Regions from separate parts of the Mus musculus genome. Here region 1 is linked to region 2. The links are chromatin loops, found by intact Hi-C in ENCODE. Cell type or tissue: left cerebral cortex. All regions are shown on one strand. Links, peaks and the distances in the headings refer to the core of each region. The heading gives the core; the rest is flanking DNA. Region 1 has its middle 28 kb from the start of Rps18-ps4. Region 2 has its middle 42 kb from the start of 5330416C01Rik.

Region 1 (2,922 bases), core at 96-2,595, 73 kb before region 2:
TAATCTCCTAGCTCAATTTTTCAGTGAACAAACACCCCATCACAACAACTGGGGATCCATGAAACATTTTTCACTCTTTCTTTTGGCTTATTTGTTTGACAATAAAATTTCACATCTGGCTGACAAATCCAGTGCCAAGTTTCATCTTAATGTAATTTTGAGCAGAAGAGCAGTTATGTTCAAGCAAGCAAGAAACTCCAGGCACTCTAATGGGACGACATGATGGCCTTTACACACAACTGCCACTAATCCGACAGGGTTGCTGTTTTGAGTGACTGGGATCTTGGAGTCCTGCTGCAGTCCAGCTTGCTGGAGAAGAATTGTTCTGAGTTCATTCTTCACTGGTTAAGATAATCATGTCTCATGCATCTTGCCTCCTAGTCTGCTGGTTAATACCGTCAATTTGATAAGATCTAGAATTACCTAGGAAACCAGGCTGTGCTGTGGACATACTTTGTGTTTGTAGGTGGAAGGACTCACCAAGGCTATGTGGGACACCATTCTGTGGTCTGAGACCCCAGGCCAAGTACAAAGGAGATAGCAAGGTGGGTATTGCCATTCGTCTCTCCCTGCTTCTAGACTGCAGACACACAGTGACAAACTGCCTCATGCTCTTCAAAGTCTCCACAACTTTCCTGACCCAGTGACCTGGATCTTCAAATTGTGAACCCAAATAAACCATTCCATCCCTAAATTGCTTTGTCAGGCATTTGTTTTACCACAGCAAGTAAGAAATTAACTGATACATAAGGCTATGAAAGGAAACCACCTATTTGTATCAAATGTTTGACTGCCACCATGCAGATCCCCTTTGGTAAGTGTTCCCAAATGCTTGGATATGAGAATAAAGCTAACCGTAGTTCAGTTCCATTGGTCAAACTCATCTTCCTTAAGAGCAACCCTACCCAGCCTCTGATACACTGCAATGAATTCTCTTCTGCTTCTCTTATCTTGGCACACCAGCAGTACTTTGCTCAAAACCCGGTGCAAATGTTCTGTAACCAACAGCTTCCCACACCCAAGTTTTCATGGCTCAAGTGTGATCACGATCTAGTGTTTCTTGCTTATATCTCACCCAAAATATGTTCCCAAAAGGCAGCCTGCTCTAACTCATGTGAGGCAGAGCTCAGGGGCTTCCTTCCTGTGGCTCTGTTATCTGTCTCCAGGGCCCTATGGACACCATAGGGAGGAGAGTGGGAACAGTGGGAGGCAAGTAGGGAGGAGCCTCCCCCATCACCTCTGCTAACATTTCATCAGTCCTAGGATCGAACTGCGCCATGGAGATGTCTGGGAACTGCAGCCCAGCCATCTGGCTGGGAGGAAGCGGATATGGGATAGTTGAGTCATGGTCTGCTGTCTGCTTCCTCAGCTGGAGCTGAATCTGACCATAGACTTGGTGTTCTGTCTTCCCCTCAGCCCCCAGCCTCAGAGGCTATAAAGGCCTCTAACACAGGTACTTGAATCACATCTGCCTTTAGTCCTGATCCTGCCTCCAGACAAGGGAACACATGAATTTTAGCCAGATGAGGAATTGTGTAGACATGGTTTACGAACCTTGGATCTCCTTATTGCAAGAACAGACGATGAAGAGGAACAGATACAGCCGGTAAGGTCATCTTTTGCAAAAGAAAAAAAAAGATTCTTGCCTTTTCTAATTATTAAAATAGCATGTGCTTATTGTAAAAGATTGGATGAAAATCTTTTAAGAGAAAAGATAAAGATTACCCATAATCCCCTTTCCTGAGAGATTCTAAAATTTTTCTGGCTTATATATGCAGATACTACTTACACGCACACCGTTTCAATTATTTTGTGTCTGCCAAACAGATTACCTTATCTAGTATACACCATTTTGGAATGTGCTTTTTCACTTGCAAAGATTATGTTATGAACATGCAAACATGTAAATAAGGATACTTTTGACCACATATTATTTAGTAGCATGTATGTGTGTGGGAACAGTCACACAATAATACATCATTTAGCTTAGCTGAATAAGCATAGACTTGAGAGTACCAGTGAGACCCAGAATTCTGTCTATTTTATTTCTCAGTTGTCCCCCAGAGTGGACTATATAGTGTTTTGTTCATGATAGAAGTTTAACAGTATTGTGGTTAAGCAGGCCATCAGAGTCAAATGTCCTCAGAGCCTGGTATGTCAACAAGTCACATGGGGACCCTGGTAGAACACAGATTACTATTCAGAATGTCTAGGCTGGCCTAGAGGTGGTGCCAGGCATCCAGAAGCTACTTCTGTCGCCTGAGTAGCGATTATCTAAACTAGTAATTCTCTACTGAGGAGATGTAAGGCCTTGGATGACATTGATCTTGGGAAATTTCTTTCTTTCTGTCTCTGTCTCTCTCTGACATAGTGAGTAGACTATACATATATGAATGTGTGCATGTACATGTGTGTGTTTATGCGTGTTTAGAGTTCCCAGCTGATTCTGTTTCTTTTGAGAACTCCAATTAAGACAGTGGACATCCTGTCCCTTCTAAGAAACTGACCTCCATGAAGCTGCCTGACCCTGTTCTTCTGGACTCCAGGTGTCTGTGTTTACGTGGGAGCAGGGTTCCAGCCTCTGCAGTTGCCCAAGCCGGGAGCACTTACAAACATGACATTAGCTAGACAATATTTGCTAAGCAAAGGAGCAATGTAAATAAGATTGGGGGGGGGAGTTCAAATATGAAAATGCTTGAGAACAAATTGTGTGCAAGCATCTTAAAATCATTCATTAGTACTTAGTAATTTAAAATTAATTGCAAATGTACTCTGTTGGGCCATGCTGTTTATATTTCCACATACACACATGTATATAAGCGCATATAAAGTAAGCAAACAGCTGCTTTTTAACCACTCTGTAATCCATGGGTTTTATTTATATCTCAGATACCCTCAGCACACCAGTTTTTGGACTCAAAT
Region 2 (2,922 bases), core at 120-2,619:
TGCAGACTTTCGACGATTTAACATTACTCCAGATTTGCGGCAAAGTTTATGTTTCAATAGCCTTGAACTGGGGAACAGGAATCTACCTCCTACATGAAAAAAATGGCTCTCTTATTATTTACCTCATACGTGTGCTATGGCAGAATGCCACAGGTGTGGTAATGAGCACAATCATGTGGAAGCCAGAGGGAGCTGTCAGGAATCATGGCCAATCGCTCTTTCACTAAAGCAGGGCCTCTTTAACCCAGAGCTCATCAACATGGCTACTCTGCCTAGCCAGCTTGCTCTGAACATCCTACAGACAGGACACCATGCCCAATTGGCATTTGTGGGGGTTCTGGGAATCCAAACTCCAGTCCTCACCCTGACTTGGCAAGCACTGCCCAGTGTGGATCCTAATCCCATTTATGAGGGAGGAACCTTCATGACATAACCACCTTTTAATGTTATCACATTCCCATATCACACGTAACTCATAGACAATCCATTCAAACCGTAGCATCTCATGCTATGATTACAGGATTGCTGCCTGAAATCACAGCCCATAGCTCACACTGCTTTCAAACACTTGGACCAGTCCGTGGCCCCTGTCTTAGTGTCAACCAAAACAATGGATTCCTGAGAATGGGGGTCTCCGAGTCAGGCTGACTATCCATCCTTCCAGGTCCTCTCTGCTCTCTGTATGTCAAGATAAATCAGCAGAAAGATTTGGGGCCTGGACCACGTTAGCTAAATTCCCCGAAGAAATATCTTTCCTGAGTTATGATTTAATAAACAGCTTGCTCTCACGTTTACCGCAGGTCAGTATAAGAACATGGCTGTAAGAAAATCATTTCTACCTTAGTGTAAGTCACTTTTCCATTTGTATTGTCATTTTTATAAAAATCGGTTCAACAGCAATCTTCATTAATTGATTGCAGGAGAAACCATTTCCCTGTTAAGGAATTGTGGGCTTGGAACTGTGAAGCTCAACGCACCTCCCCATTTCCTAGGGTGACTAATGAGGCTTATGGTCCTATTTAGTGTTGCTGATACAACTCTTCCAGCTAGATCGCAGAGGTGTTCATCCCCTCTCTGTTCTAACTTCCAATCACTGCCCTACTTGGAGGCTTACCCTTGTGGTCCCATGTCTCCTTTCATACAGTGTTCATTTTGGAAGTGTGCCGAGGCAGGCAAGCACCTTCACTTCATGTTCCTACGCCCCGGCTCACATATTTCTCATTTCCTCAAAGGCAGGTCTGGAAGGAACCAGACATAGACTGTGCATATTTTGTGAGGGTGTAGAGCCTCCCACAGCAGTCGAAGCCCAAGAAGCAGGCTAGAGTGGGAAGTGCTAAGCATCTTGGGAAAATCACTATGTGCCTGGAGAAGCCCAGAGACTGAATTTTACTAATGTGGTATAAAGTATGAGAAAGTTAGATAAATTTATAGCCAATATCCACTAAATTACAAGCCACAACTTAAAATAAACAGATCACATATATTTCTATCTTATAAAAGTGACACTTGCCAAAATACTTGCATATTTCAAAGTCATCGTGTTCTTATTAGTGGTGCATTGATTTTTCTGATCATTATCAAGTCGAAAGGAACCAGGAACAGTTCTACTAAAGTGTTCTGCCGAGTCCATTGGCTTTCAGTAGTTCTAAAAGAACTTCTGACTTGGTGCCCAGTGGGTAGGTGTCCAAACTGTTCTCTGATTCTGGCTCTTTCCACAGGGATGGTTGATTGCTACAGGTGTGTGACTTACCCATCAGAAAGACACAGCCCTTATAGATTTTCCCATACCTCAACTCCCCATGGATAGAAAATACTTAGGAAATAATTTTAAACACACATTGAGAAAAAAAAAAAAAAGCAAGCCTTTACCTTGGATTAGAGGTAGAAGCTTCCAATGGGAGTTCATGTGGAAAGAAATGCTCTCTGATGAGAGATGGTTAAGACAGAGGGATGGTGAATGTTGAGTCGTGAAAACAAAAAGCTTAGCGTCAGGACATGGGGGGCTTATGAACAAAAGGAAATGGGAGAGAAAATTAATTGCCAAGGGAATAAAGGTGCTGAATGTATATTAATTTTTTATGTCATCAAAAATTAATACAAGGAGTGGAGTCATAACTCAGTGAATGAAGAGCTTGCCTTTCAAGCGTGAGGACCTGAGTTCACTCTACCAGAATTCACATAAGAAAGGCCAGGTGTGGTGGTACAAATTTATAATTTCTGCTCTGGGGAGGTGAAGACAAAGGAGCTCCCTGGGGCTTTCTGGTCTACCAGCTGTCTTACTCTGTGTTCTATTGCTGTGAAGAGACACCACAATGAAGGCAACTCTTATAAATGAAAGCATTTAATTGGGGCTGGCTTACACTTTCAGAGGTTTAATCTATTATCCTCACAGCAAGGAGCATGGTGGCATGCAGGCAGACATGGTGGCTTGGAGTTCTACATCTGGATCTGAAGGCAGCAGGATGAGAGAAAGAGCTACTGGACTTGGCTTGAGCTTCTGAAACCTCAAAGTTCACTCCCCAGTGATGTACTTCCTCCGACAAGGCCACACCTTTCACTCCTTTCAAATAATGCCACTCCCTCATGACCGGGCATTCAAATCTACAAACCTGTGGACGCCATTCTTATTCAAACCACCACACCAGGTTATCCTACTTAGCAAGCTCCAGGCAATGAAAGACGCCATCTTAAAAAGTGCATGGGTAGTACCTGTGGTACCTGAGATTGTCCTCTGGTTTTCACACACACACACACACCCACACACACACACACACACACATATGTATGCTTGCACCTCCATACACACATACACTGATTCAAATTATCCAAGTAGCTAAGATCAAGACAAGAATCTCTCAAAAGAATAAGCAGTTACACGTAGACTCTGGGACAGCACTTGAAACTGAATTGGTCAGGTTCATC

What was found. Hi-C counts contacts between places; a loop is a spot of excess contacts. Peaks named below come from ENCODE experiments on the same cell type or tissue, not always from the same donor. Only the 100,000 strongest peaks of a DNase experiment are listed, where the experiment ranks them.
Region 1: it touches region 2 in a loop (2.4-fold over the local background); 3 of 42 quality-filtered maps call a loop at or near these places.

The regions. Positions count from the first base shown.
Region 1 is chr13:97,777,161-97,780,082 of GRCm38, reverse strand. No RefSeq gene overlaps it. Among named protein-coding and RNA genes, the nearest start is that of Rps18-ps4, 28 kb to the right of the region's middle. In left cerebral cortex, for the core only: no CTCF peak of the experiment used is centred there; a DNase peak (open chromatin) is centred at 1,050; H3K27ac peaks cover 2,143 bases.
Region 2 is chr13:97,704,403-97,707,324 of GRCm38, reverse strand. No RefSeq gene overlaps it. Among named protein-coding and RNA genes, the nearest start is that of 5330416C01Rik, 42 kb to the left of the region's middle. In left cerebral cortex, for the core only: no CTCF peak of the experiment used is centred there; a DNase peak (open chromatin) is centred at 1,228; H3K27ac peaks cover 678 bases.